2 separate regions of the Homo sapiens genome follow, and region 1 is linked to region 2. A link is a contact called in ENCODE Hi-C or POLR2A ChIA-PET data. All regions are on one chromosome and are shown on one strand. Each heading gives the region's core, a stretch centred on a gene start or an enhancer-like site at or near the end of the contact. The rest is flanking DNA. Distances are from core to core; before and after follow the strand shown.

Region 1 (6,672 bases), core at 198-2,697, 35 kb after region 2:
CCTGAGCTAATGTTGCTCAGGAATCAACTCAGACACATGACAATTTGGATGAGTAATCTGAGCCCTCCATACACCTGTCCTAGATAGGGGTTCAAGGTGCCCTTGGGTTGTATCATCTATTTATACCCTAATTATTTCTCTTTTGATGTTTTTCTTATTCTCTGAATTTATTGATAATAACTACACTTCGATAGTGTGTCCGGAACTGGTGGGTTCTTGGTCTCACCGGCTTCAAGAATGAAGCTGCGGACCCTCACAGTGAGTGTTAAAAGTTCCTAAGGGCGGTGTGTCCTGAGTTTGTTCCTTCTGATGTTCGGATGTGTTCGGAGTTTCTTCCTTCTGGTGGGTTCATGGGCTCGCTGGCTCAGGAGTGAAGCTGCAGACCTTTGCGGTGAGTGTCACAGCTCTTAAGGCACACTCTCGACTTGTTCGTTACTCCCCGGTGGGTTCGTGGTCTGGCTGGCTTCAGGAGTGAAGCTGCAGACCTTCACGGTGAGTATTACAGCTCATAAAGGCAGTGTAGACCCAAAGAGTGAGCAGTAGCAAGATTTATTGCAAAGAGCGAAAGAACAAAGTTTCCACAGTGTGGAAGGGGACCCTGTACAGTTGCCATTGCTGGCTGGGGCAGCCTGCTTTTATTCATCCTGCTGATTGGTCCATTTTGCAGAGAGCCAATTGGTCTGTTTTACAGAGAGCTGATTGGTCCGTTTTGACAGGGTGCTGATTGGTGCATTTATAATCCCTGAGCTAGACACAAAGGTTATCCACGTCCCCACTAGATTAGCTAGATACAGAGTGTCCACTGGTGTATTTACAAACCCTGAGCTAGACACAGAGTGCTGATTGGTGCATTTACAAACCTTGAGCTAGATACAGAGTGCCGAGTGGTGCATTCACAATCCCTTAGCTAGACATAAAAGTTCTCCAAGTCCCCACCAGATTCAGGAGCCCAGCTGGCTTCACCCAGTGGATCTCGCACCGGCCGCAGGTGGAGCTGCCTGCCAGTCCCGCGCCGTTTGCCCCCACTCCTCAGTCCTTGGGTGGTCGTTAGGACCGGGCGCCGGGAGCAGGGGGCGGCGCTCGTTGGGGAGGCTCAGGCCGCGCAGGAACCCACGGCGGGGGAGCGGGGAGAGGAGAGCAGGGAGGAGACTCAGGCATGGTGGGCTGCAGGTCCCGAGCCCTGCCCTGCAGGGAGGCAGCTAAGGCCCTGCGAGAAATAGAGCACAGCAGCTGCTGGCCCAGTTGCTAAGCCCCTCACTGCCCGGTGCTTGCGGGCTGGCCGGCCGGCTGCTCCGAGTGCGAGGCCCGCCGAGCCCACGCCCACCTAGAACTCGTGCTGGCCTGCAAGCGCCGGGCGCAGCCCCGCAAGCACCGCGCGCAGCCCGGCAAGCAACGCGCGCAGCCCCGGTTCCCGCCCGCGCGGAGCCCACGCCCACCCGGAACTCATTCTGTCTGGCAAGCGCCGCGCGCATCCTCGGTTCCCGCCGCGCCGTTGCCGCCGCTCCTCTCCCTCCTCACCTCCCCGCAAGCTGAGGGAGCCGGCTCTGGCCTTGGCCAGCCCAGAAAGGGGCTCCCACAGTGCAGCGGTGAGCTGAAGGGTTCCTCAAGCGCGGCCAGAGTGGGCGCCAAGGCCGAGGAGGCGCCCAGAGCCAGCGAGGGCTGCCAGCAAGCTGTCACCTCTCAATAGGAACTGGTACCAACCTACTTACGAAGAAGTATTTGTTTTAACCTGAACCTGGGGTAAGATTTACTCAAAGATTATTTCAGAGTCTAACCCACTCTTAAAACCATGTTTATACATTTACTAGAAATATAAGTCAGTGTCAATGGCATTACAGGGATCGATGGAAAGCAAGTACCTCAATACCTGTTCGACAATTAGGTCATGCAGAAAATCACTAGATGTACGATTCAGTAATTTTTACTTTTATTGGTAGAATTTGGAGAGAAGGAGAAGAAATATGACAAAGAGTAGCAGACATTTAAAGAAAAGGTAAAAGTCAACATTTGCAACCGGGTACTAAAGACTCATTCCTGTTAAAGGAGAGCAGATGTAACTGCTCAACTGCTTCACAATGCCTTTGGTGATAGCTCTTGCTGGGACATGTGGATGAATGCAGTTTTCTCTCTTCACAATTGCGTTGTTGCTTTAGCCAGAACGCTGTGGCATTTTACCAGCCTTTCCCTTCTTGGTCACATTTTTTACAAATATAAAGAAGAAAGAAAATGAACACATTGCAAGTAATTTCTTCTTCATTTTGGTGTGCTATTGAACAACACCGGTGTGCCCCTGTGGTCCTGGCTGCCTGCTTGCTGCTAACTTCCCCGGGCCTCTAAGGCTTGGGCATAGGGAGGCAGAAGATTGTTTGCGGTTTTTCGCTTTTTGCTTTTTCATTGGCGTGACAGTGCCCAGCAGTCTAGTCTATTCTTTCCTTTTTCATTTTTTCACTGGTGTGAAGGAGCACAGTCACTTAGCGAAAGAACGACCTGCGGCTAAAGGGAGCGAAGAAGAAAGGAGCAGGCCAGCCTGGCCTTTCTCTGTGGCCTGAAACTGCCTAAAGTTAATTGCTCACATAAGAAGAATAACTCGTGGTGCTGTAATTGAATTTTTATGGAAATAAACAGGTGGCAGATTTACTATAGCTGGGGGATAGTAGGGGGCGAAATGCTGTAGCCACATTAACCTGTTTAATTTAATAGCTTCGGTACTCATAGGGGGGAAAGAAAAAAGCAGTGTTGCTCTTTGAGTCAGTTGGATGCCAAATGTAAATAACTACAGTTACCCTAGCATGCCCAAGTGGTTGAGCAAAAAAGGGCTTTGTGCCAGCTTCAACTTGGTTTTCATGTTTATTAATTAAGCTCCTGGAAGTTTCAAAAACAGAAGTTTTAACTCACAAAGAACTGGGAAAAAAAGGAAGAGGAAAGAATTTGGCAAAGGGAAAATAGACCGATAGACAGACAGACGGACGGACGGACGCACGCACGCACGCTCGCTCTTCTTCCATTAATGGCACAGCACCAGTCTGTGATAGATATTAGGAGCACTCTATACTGGACACAGGAAGGAAAAACTAAAGGCTAGCTTTGCACGATGCTGCCCCCCAGTGGTAAGATTTTGGAAATGCATTTTTATATTAAGTAGAAGAATCAGTAACTGGTGAGATATGCAGAGAACACCATTAGCTTCTTGACGTAGCTGACGTTTACTTTTAAGCCAAATACCAGGAATAAAAGTTTGTGTTGAAATTTTTGTCTATTTGACTGCAGGGAAAAACAACATGAACTGTTCGTCTATCTATATCGTCATTATTTTTTACCTCATGGATTGAAACAAATTTTAAAGGAAAAAAGAATGTTAAGAAAGAGCAGCACTTACTATCAGGGAGGCACCTCACGAGCATTGTAAACACTCAGGTGAGTAAAACACGTGCATCCTCTGCCAGCTTTCCCAGGCTTGAGTGGTGGGCAGATTCCTAGATGAAGAATTTAAGATAAAATAGAGTTTGCTAAGTATTAAAAAGCACACAAAGAAAAATTAGTGTGAGCGTGAAGTAGAGTATCCAAAATTCATTTTATCAATAAGAAACACTTTACACACTATTTGAATTACCTCATCAAATACCTAATACCCAAGATTATCAGAACCAGAGAAATCCAGCCAAACATTGCAATGGAGCTAAAGAGTAAAAACAAACCCAAGACTAAGCTGGCAAGAAGTCAGAGAGCCTGAAGGGTGCTCTTTCCTCTTACCAGTTTTGTTTTTGGTCCCATAAACCTTTAGTAAGTCCTTGCTGAGTGCATCACACTTTACTGACTGCACTTTAGGGTGTCAACTGAAGAGTGATTAACTTCATAAATCTGAAAGGAGAGCTTAAAGGTTCTTCTCATGAAGGGTTGGAGCCTGCCGGCGACCATTCTGACAGACTGAGAAGTGTAGCCTCTGGCTAGAAGCTGGAAACAGGCATGTAGAGGGTAGGATAGGAAAAATAAGATGGATTTATGGCTAACAGGGTGGCTAAGTATACATATTCAGCAGGTCATAGAAGGAGATATAAATATTCACAAAGGGGAGGCACAGCATGTGTAACATGCATCCCATGTTCACTCTGGGATGAAGACTTAACATTTAAATGTGTTACAATTAGACCTTATACATCAAAAGGTGAACCAGAGGACACAAAGAACCTCTATGTGGCAGCCTACAAAGACGGGCCCCAGGAGCACTTCATGGTCAATGGTCTCTTATCAGGAAGGAATGCTGGTCAGTTGCTGTGTCGAAACTGTGAAAAGGGCCAGGTGCAGTGGCTTACGCCTGTAATCCCAGCACTTTGGGAGGCCGAGGCAGGTGGATCACCTGAGGTCAGGAGTTTGAGACCAGCCTGACCAACATGGCAAAACCCCGTCTCTACTAAAAATAAAAAATTAGCCAGGTGTGGTAGCAGCCACCTGTAATACCAGCTACTCGGGAGGCTGAGGCAGAAGAATCACTTGAACCTGGGAGGTGGAGGTTGCAGTGAGCCGAGATCGTGTCATTGCTCTCCAGCCTGGTCAACAAGAGTGAAACTCCATCTCAAAAAATGAAAATAAAAAATAAATTAAAAAAAAAAACTGAAAGGGAGGGGCAGCATCAGGCAGTTGGTTCCTATAGGTGGCAGAAGGAATCTTTCAAAAGGGCTGGTTACTGTTAAACACCTAGGGAAGAGAACCTAGTGGCGGTTAGCAAGGGAGGAGGTATACGAGGCACATCTGACCTCCCATCGTGTCATGGCTGTGAACTCCATTTTTAAGGTTTCTCTGAGGTCCCGTTGGGCAAGAAGGGGTCTATTCAGTTGGTTTAGGGACTTAGGATTTTATTTTTGTTTCTCAAAGGGCACTTTTACCCCATGTGCTGATGTCTGTCCGTGCACAGCCTCGGGCTCTTCTCTCCTCCGTCTGCATTTTTCCACATAATGGACCTCATTTCCCATCTATGGACCAATGACTTCCATATTTATTTCATCACCAAACCAGTTCCTATTATTTATCCTCATGTCTAATTTCTCACTCAACATCTTCATATGAATGTGTGTCAGGCCCCTCAAATATTATAGGTCTAAGATCATTGGCCCCAATCTTATTCTCATTCAGTATATACACGATGAATATATATACATATTTATGTATATCCTGCTATGCAAACCAGAAATATAAGAACACTGTTTTACATTTTCTACTGTCTCACACCCAGTGTTCAATCCATCACCAACAGTCAATCATGAGTCCTATTAATATTAATTCCTAAATGTCTCATAACTCTATCTACCTATTTCTATATCCATACAACAAACTCTCACTGCAACAATTCAATAACATACCTTGCCGCTCTCTGTTCATACCCATACTGCACCCAGAGTATTCCTTTACGTGTCTAATCATGATATTATGTCATCCCTGTTTAAAGCCACACACTTGATTTCTCATCGCTATTCAGATCAGAGAAAATCCTGCAAGTTCAGGTCCCTGTCTACTTTTCAGGCTCCTCTTGGTCACTCTGAACCTCACATTCCTCACTCCAGGTGTACTGTCTTCCATTCGCTTCTCAAGCACACTTTTCTCTCCTGCTATGGAATCACTGCACGGACTCCTTTGTCTGTGCTCTTTGACACCTACCTCTGCCTTAGAGCTCATCTGAAATATCACTTGCTGAAGTAAGACTTTTCCTACCTTTCCCATTTTCTCCTCCAAAACTCCTTGCATACACAGACACACAGATACACACACACCCCAGGACAACAGAGGGTTCCCCTGTAACACAAGCTTATAGAATTATCTTGAGCAGTGACTGTCCAGTTTGTACCATTAAATTATCAGTGCTACAAAAGCAAAGACCATGTCAAGATTTGCTCATCATTGTACCCCTGACACCTAGCACAAAGCATGAATCTTGGTTGCTACTGAATAAATATTTGTTAAATGACCATCCAGGGGTACAATTTATCGCTCAGTATCGCTACATCTTCTAAGCACGGGACAAAATAGAGACACAAAAAGAATCATCAACCCAACATCTTTCAGGCTTTTAATGATATTTTTAATTTCCGTAATTCATCTATGAATGCAATACTTCTTTGGATTTTAGTGCTTTAGTAGGTAAGGGCAATACCAGAAGCTTGGCATTTTCTATCACAATGGCCCTACTCCATGGTGCAGAGACCCATTTGGGGATTCTGCCAATTGCTTAAGAGACCTATTCCAGTCATATCCTCAGAAAAATTACCACAAGACTGGACTACCTAGAGGCCAACTGAGATCAAAACTCAATTTATAACCTGAAGTACAATTTGTCATTCTGATAAGTAGAGACAGTGTTATTCTCAGTCTCCAGGAATCAGGATAGCTCTGAGTTGGTGTTTAACAATATCCCAAAGCTCTGGTTATTTCTGTTTTCCAGGGCATGTTTACTGTATGTATTTTTACTATATGGAATTTTATAGCTCCTTTGCATTCTATTCACATTCCGTTGCATTTTATTCACATATAAATAATACCTGGCATGAAATGTCTGTGTAGCCAGATTCTAGGAAGTATTTTATCAGCATGACCTAAAATGCAAGCAGTCTATTTTTGTCACAAAGTTAAAACAGTAACATTTGGTACCTGAAAATGTTTATGTGAATGTTGACCCCTAAAAGC
Region 2 (7,042 bases), core at 3,640-6,139:
TTGCTTCCCAATCACTAATTCAGTAATACAGAAAGAAGGTCACAGTACAGAATTCCTCTGCTACTACAATATAAGTATTAACATATTTTTAGTAGTTCTTTGTGTTCACTGTGAAAATATTTCAATATCAAAATAAAAGGCACAGTTCTGTTGGAACTAATATGCTGATAATTAATGTTTGATAAAATGGTTTTTCTGTAACATTACTGAAATACCAAGTTGAGTCACACAAGCACACATACTCAAAAAGGTTTTGAATTATCAAATATTTCCAATAAAGTGCAAGTGAACAAACATCAGCATGCAAAGAGGGAAAAGCATAATTCTCTAAGACAACTGAAAATTATGCAAATGTTAAATGCCATTCAGACTTCGTTACATACGAAAAACATTCCTGAAGAGATAAATACCCTTTTCAATCAGTTCATACGTATTCCCACACAGGTACACTACCTAAAATGTACTGATCAGTGACCAAAATCAATATAGTTATATAAGTTCTATATATAAGCATGCAAAATTGTTACGCTGTTTTACCAGCAAGTGACTCTTAGTTGATCTGAAATGGAAATAAATCTACAATCTACTGCCTTATTTTTCTTCACACCGCCTGATTTTGAAGATGCAGAGTAAATTAAAGGTCACTCAGTGACTCATATCTAAACACCGCATGGTTAATCCTGAACATCTACTTCCTGAGCGATTCAACCAGTTACGCTCTGAGCTCCACAATCAATAAAATGTACTGGAGTCTTGAATCCATTGAAGTGCTTTAAAATTCAGCCAGTATAACCCTTCCTGCAAGTGTTCCACTGCTGTTTCCCCAGTGTGTGAGCTCTCCCAGGAGCTGACACAAAGTAGCTGTTCCACACTTTAAAAAGGGAGCACCAGTTGCCAGACTTGAAATTGCGGTGGGGATTACAACAAATTCCCAAACCACCCTACAGCAGAAACAAGCAGCTAGACTCATATGTTAGAATAGCAAAATAAGATGGAGGAGACCGAAACTTTTACACCATAGAATCTTTCGTAGCAACTATTAGGTAACATTGATAAGACTTGAAATTAAGGATATTTGGCTATAATAGCAGCTGGGAAGAAAAGTAAACACTTGTAAGGACAATGAATGGCGTGCACGCGCACACAAACACAGACACACACACACACACATACACACACTCAGCCTTAAAGACTGACACACTGGTCATTTGCCACAACATGAATAGACCTAGAAGACATTAGGCTAAGTAAAATAAGCCAGATACAGACAGAAAAATTTTACATGATCTCACATGTGGAATCTAAAAAAAAAAAAATCAAACGTATTGAGCTAGATCATAAAACAGTGTTACCAGGGTCAAAGGAAAGAGGAAATGAGGAGATGAAGGTCAAAGGATGCAAAGTAGCAAATATGTAGCAGGAAGAAATCAAAAGATCCAATGAGTACTGCAGTTAATAATAGTGAATTGTGTTCAGGATTTTTGCTCAATGACTGTTCTTATCACAGTGAGGAGAAAGTGGGTAACTACGTGAGATGATAGATATGCAAATTTGTTCCAGTATAGTGACCATTTTAAATATATATGTAAATTTACACATACATATTTACGTATATAATGGTCACCACATATGTAAAGTTGTGTGTGTACACACACACATATATATTTGTCTTATAAAATAATGCTGTATATCAGCAGTCCTCAATCTCTTTGGCACCAGGAACCAGTCTCCTGGAAGACAGTTTTTCCGCGTACCTGGGGTGGGGGCAGGAGTATAGTTTTGGGATGAAACTGTTCCACCTCAGAGCACCAGGCATTAGTTAGCTGCTCAAAAGGAGCACACACACAACCTAGATCCCTCAGTTGGGCAGTTCACAATAGGGCTTGTCTCCTGTGAGAATCGAATGCTGCTGCTGATCTGACAGGAGGTGGAGCTCAGGCAGTAATGCTCACTTGCTGCTCACCTCCTGCTGTGCGGCCCTGTTACTAACAGGCCACGTGTAGCTACTTGTCCACAGCTCGGGGGTTGGGGACCCCTGTTGTATACCTTAAATATACAGAATAAAATTTACATTAAAAAAGAGATGATTGATAATTTTAGTAAGTTTTGTAAAAAGATTTAATTAGTACATTATATACAGCATGTATTGCCTTGTGGTTTAGTTATTTATGCAATATTGTGTTCAAAGTAGGCTGTAATCCACGTTTTGTTACATGTAACATGCATGTTTTGTTCATTTTTGTATCCTTACAGATCTTAACGATGCTGTGAACTTGATAAGCATTTAATTGAATCCTCCAAATATAAAATTTTAAGTGGTCATCTTAAACATAGCAAGACTTGAATTTAAAGTATTATACCAAATCAAACAGTGGCCAGATGGCGATTTTAAAAATTACAAACTCATATATTTCTTCCATTCTACAGAGACTAATCAGTCATTGAATATTATGGATGAGTCTTTGAAAAGGCATTTTGCCCCGTCTTCTGCCCCTCAAGTAAGTGTTTAGCTGTATCATTCCAAACACATGAGAATCTATTTGGCTCCAGAACTGCAGGGAAATAAGGTACAGTCTTCCTCAGTAAACCCTGCCACTGATAATATTATCATGTATGAAATTATGAATGAATTTATTGACTAATTGACAATATGTCAGTTGGAGAATTTAATCTTGAGTGTACCGTTTTCACAATGCAGCAAACTTTGAAGTTACTATCAAAAGCCAGATGTCTTTAAGGTATGTTAAAAATTCAGTCAAAACTTTAAAAATTTAATAGGAATAATACAAGCCTTGCTCTGTAGATTGTTTGAAGGTTGCTATTGCAACGCTTGAAAATCAAATATAATGTAGAAAAATTAAAGTCTGGTTAAGGTCCGTTAATTATAATGCAATGCTTCAGCCAAACAACAGCTTGGCTTTAAATCAATACCCAATTAAATAGTTCCTGCAGTTCTAGTCATTAATTGCTCTGTAGCTTAAAAAATAACATTCTAACTACTTATAGAAAGATAATCAAAATTGGCATGTGAAACTTCAATTTGGTTCTTCTGATTATCTTTCAAGAAGGAAAATTAGCTTTTTCAGTGACCTATGGTCCATACATTTCAAGTCCACTCAAACCTGTTGAAAATGGAATAAAATCACAACTAATAAGTGTTTGGTTATAGGATAATAATATGTCTGGAATTGGTGGGTTCTTGGTTTCACTGACTTCAAGAATGAACCCATGGACCCTCGCAGTGAGTGTTACAGTCCTTAAACGCAGCGTGTCCGGAGTTTGTTCCTTCTGATGTTCACATGTGTTCATAGTTTCTTCCTTCTGGTGGGTTCCTGGTCTCGCGGACTTACGAGTGACACTGTAGACCTTCGTGGTGAGTGTTACAGCTCCTAAGGCAGCACATCTGGAGCTGTTCATTCCTCCTAGTGGGTGTGTGGTCTCACTGGCTTCAGGAATGAAACTGCAGACTTTCGTGACCAGTGTCACAGCTCATAAAAGCAGTGTGGACCCAAAGCCTGAGCAGCAGCAGGATTTATTGCAAACAGCTAAAGAAGAAAGCTCACACGGCGTCGAAGGCGATCCAAGCAGGTTGTCACTGCTGGCTCCGGCAGCCTGCTTTTATTCTCTTATCTGGCCCCACCCACATCCTGCTGATTGGTCCATTTTACAGAAAGCTGATTGGTCCATTTTACAGAGAACTGATTGGTCCATTTTGACAGGGTGCTGATTGGTGCATTTACAATCCCTGAACTAGACACAAAAGTTCTCCAAGTCCCCACTAGATTAGCTAGATACAGTGTGTGGGACATAAAGGTTCTCCAAGTCCCCACCAGAGTAGCTAGATAGAGAGTGTCGATTGGTGCATTCACAAACCCTGAGCTAGACACAGGGTGCCAATTGGTGTGTTTACAAACCTTGAGCTAGATACAGAGTGCCGATTGGTGTATTTACAATCCCTTAGCTAGACATAAAGGTTCTCCAAGTCCCCACCAGACTCAGAAGCCCAGCTGGCTTCACCCAGTGGATCCCGCAGGGGGCTGCAGGTGGAGCTGCCTGCCAGTCCCTTGCCATGTGCCTGCACTCCTCAGCCCTTGGGTGGTCGATGGCACTGGGTGCCCTGGAGCAGGGGGCGGCGCTCCTAGGGGAGGCTCGGGCTGGCAGGAGCCCACAGCGAGGGGGAGGCTCAGGCATGGCAGGCTGCAGGTCCCGAGCCGTGCCCCTCAGGGAGGCAGCTAAGGCCCGGCGAGAAGTCGAGCACAGCAGCTGCTGGCCCAGGTGCTAAGCCCCTCACTGCCCCGGGCCAGCGGGGTCGGCTCGCCCCTCCCAGTGCGGGGCCTGTCCAGCCCACGCCCACCCCTGAACTCGTGCTGGCCCGCAAGCGCCGAGCGCAGCCCCAGTTCCCGCCCACGCTTCTTCCTCCACACCTCCCCGCAAGCTGAGGGAGCCGGCTCCCGCCTTGGCCAGCCCAGAAAGGGGCTCCCACAGTGCAGCCGCGGACTGAAGGTCTCCTCAAGTGCAGCCAGAGTGGGCGCCAAGGCTGAGGAGGCTCCCAGAGCCAGCAACGGCTGTGAGGGCTGCCAGCATGCTGTCACCTCTCAATAGTACACAAGAAAATGGCATTTCAATCTTCATGAAACTATCATCATTGAAAAAAATAATTATTTCTTTAATATGTCCTTAGTTGGGGACATACAGAATTCTTGCTGCCTATACAATATTATTATAGATGGGAAATGTTTTAAAAGTAACATGTTCTAGCTGTTGCTGGCAAGGGAACATTTATGGTTAAAAACGAAATGCTGCCTTGCTCTGGAATAAGAAATCACTCTTCAGCTCAACTCTAAGCACAAAGTGACTCATCCTGCCAGAGGTGATTTACAATGACCCTCCTACTGATGCATCATCCAGAATGCTGATTGCGCAGCAGGACAAATACAGAAGCAGAGGCGAAAAGTGTTAAATTAAGGATGCCTACGTGATAAAGAGAGCTGCAGAACCTATGAGAATCACAGAAATCATCAGGATATCTAAAAAGCAAGGATAAGAGAACATAATTGAGATCAACAGCACAAATAGAAACATGCAGGCAGGAAGGCAGCACTGAGTTGCAAATGTGATAACTAGGAATTTAGAATGTTTTTGAAGTGAAGTCATGTTTCATCCTTACACAGCTTATGGAAAAAAAATGTGGAAACAAGAAAAGAAACTACAGAGCAGAGACAATGCATATGAAAGAGGAGAAGCACCCCAGAAGAGGACCCCTTTCCTTTTCTGTCCTTCACATATACAAGTCTTAGTGTAGAGGGCTTAGAAGTATGTGTTGTGCAGTGTTTGTAAAACTTTTATTTATAGAAGGTTTGAAATTATCCATTATGAGTCAGATGTGCAAATATGCAATTTTCCGTATTTCTCCCTACTGCATTCAACTTATTCTCTGAGCCTTCTTTTAAAAATGTAATGCAGGCTTCTCCAGGTAACTCAGCCACATCTGATTGGAAAAGATCTCAAGGTAATTATTTTGTTAATAGAGATACAAAACTCCGACAAGTCCTTTTTCAAACTCTGTAGCAACAATACATACACATATTTCTTATATGCTTGCCTCTTGCCTTACTCCTCCATGAGAAAGCTTTTGAGAGTAAAAAATTGCTAGCAGAGTATCACAACAGAGGTCGCGCGGGAATGTATTTTACAAGGGCTCTTCTCAGGTTCCAATGGACTGTTATTACTCTTCCCATGAGTCTTTTTGTGGCCACCTTGGTTCTTTCTGTATCTACATCTAACGTAAAGTGGTCCCATCTTGCCTTTGCACACCTACAAGCATCCTTGCTGGCACCCAAAACCCGTAGCATAGCCTTGATATCTACACATTGTATTTGCTCATCTCAACCTAGGTCTCCTATGATTTACCAACCTTCTTTGCAAATCCACATGTTCCATTAAGGCATGAAGCAATTTCTTGATTTTCTTTACACCAGGTCTTTCATAACTCTGAGATGTAGTGGAAGACACTATCTCAAGCCCTCTTTCTGCCTGAAAAATCCAAAACCTTTGGATAAAACATTTTGGGCATCCCATTTGGAGAGCATAATGAAGCTTTGCCTCCCGGAAGGGAACAGAGAACATGCCTCTTCTCCCTGAAATTACCAAAGATGTGGGAGTGAGCTTCTCACTGAAGCCTCAAAGTGTTTCTTTCTTTCTTGTTCCAATGCTTTCCTCTAGCTGAGGAAAGCTTTTATCTAATCCCTGTTTGGCAGGAAATTGTCCCGAAGCTATCCTTCCTATTTTATAGTTTATAGTAAAAATGTCATGTTCAATTCTCTATACTTTTGTTCTTGATGTTTAAAGGGAAAAATCTGGAATTTAGAAAACTGTTTTCAAGTGTTTGTCGTTTGCTACTGAAAGCCCATATTTTAGTAATATAATCTCAGAAATGGACTTCAAGAGCCTATTTTAAAGGGTGAGGGGTTGACTTTGACTCTTTTGTTCTCTTTGCATTTCAGCTATAACAATCCTAATATGGTAATGTGCTGCTTGGAAATAATCTGCAACTGATGTAGACATCTTGCTAAGTAGTTGTATGTATTATTCATTTTATACTCACAACATTGAACAAATGAGGATACTGAGGTACAGAGAGATTAATTAGCTCATGCAGGACCACACAGTTAGTGATGAAACCAGGCAATGAAGCCAGGCAGCTTGCATCCAGAGCCTACACTCTGCTATGCTACACCACTTAGGGCAATCTGCGCTGATCCAGAAGGGGAGGAGTCACATATAAAGAAGCGAAAAACAGAAATTCCATTTGAAAATATCTAATTATGTATGTGTATATATATTTATTAGTGCCTAATTTAATGTGTAGTAATATATACAGTTCCAATTCTGATCACAATCTCAATCTTTCACAACAAATCTTTTAGTCATACTTGGAAAATTCTGGATTAAAGACCTTTCTGATACCATCATCTATTATTTCTGGGTGTGGGGAACTTAGCTACGAGAGTGCACAGAAATGCACAAAACTAGGGAGGCACAT

What was found. Hi-C counts contacts between places; a loop is a spot of excess contacts on that map. ChIA-PET counts read pairs that join two places held with the same protein, here RNA polymerase II (POLR2A). Pooled maps may share reads with other maps.
Region 1: a loop to region 2 is called in a map of endothelial cell of umbilical vein, with 2.1 times the contacts of the local background. The contact joins the promoter of SLC7A11-AS1 here to the enhancer-like site in region 2. A Hi-C loop is called at or near these places in 5 of 168 maps with a recorded cell type or tissue (Caco-2, adrenal gland, endothelial cell of umbilical vein and 2 more) and 3 of 50 pooled maps. POLR2A ChIA-PET finds 5 or more read pairs at or near these places in 2 of 52 experiments (AG04450 and MCF 10A).

The regions. Positions count from the first base shown.
Region 1 is chr4:138,087,567-138,094,238 of GRCh38, forward strand. SLC7A11-AS1 (SLC7A11 antisense RNA 1) reads left to right here and starts at 1,448. Exons shown (of 7, transcript NR_038380.1): 1 at 1,448-1,740; 2 at 3,268-3,414. LINC00616 (long intergenic non-protein coding RNA 616) reads right to left here. Exons shown (of 11, transcript NR_037866.1): 7 at 3,377-3,473.
Region 2 is chr4:138,048,867-138,055,908 of GRCh38, forward strand. The region is part of intron 7 of LINC00616 (long intergenic non-protein coding RNA 616); the gene reads right to left. LOC105377447 (a long non-coding RNA gene) reads left to right here. Exons shown (of 6, transcript XR_939242.3): 6 at 2,428-2,509. Among named protein-coding and RNA genes, the nearest start is that of SLC7A11-AS1, 37 kb to the right of the region's middle. Within about 2 kb of position 4,890, at least 5 of the 41 ENCODE cell types and tissues checked have a DNase peak (open chromatin) inside an H3K27ac peak, as active enhancers do; they include endothelial cell of umbilical vein, where a contact is called at or near this core.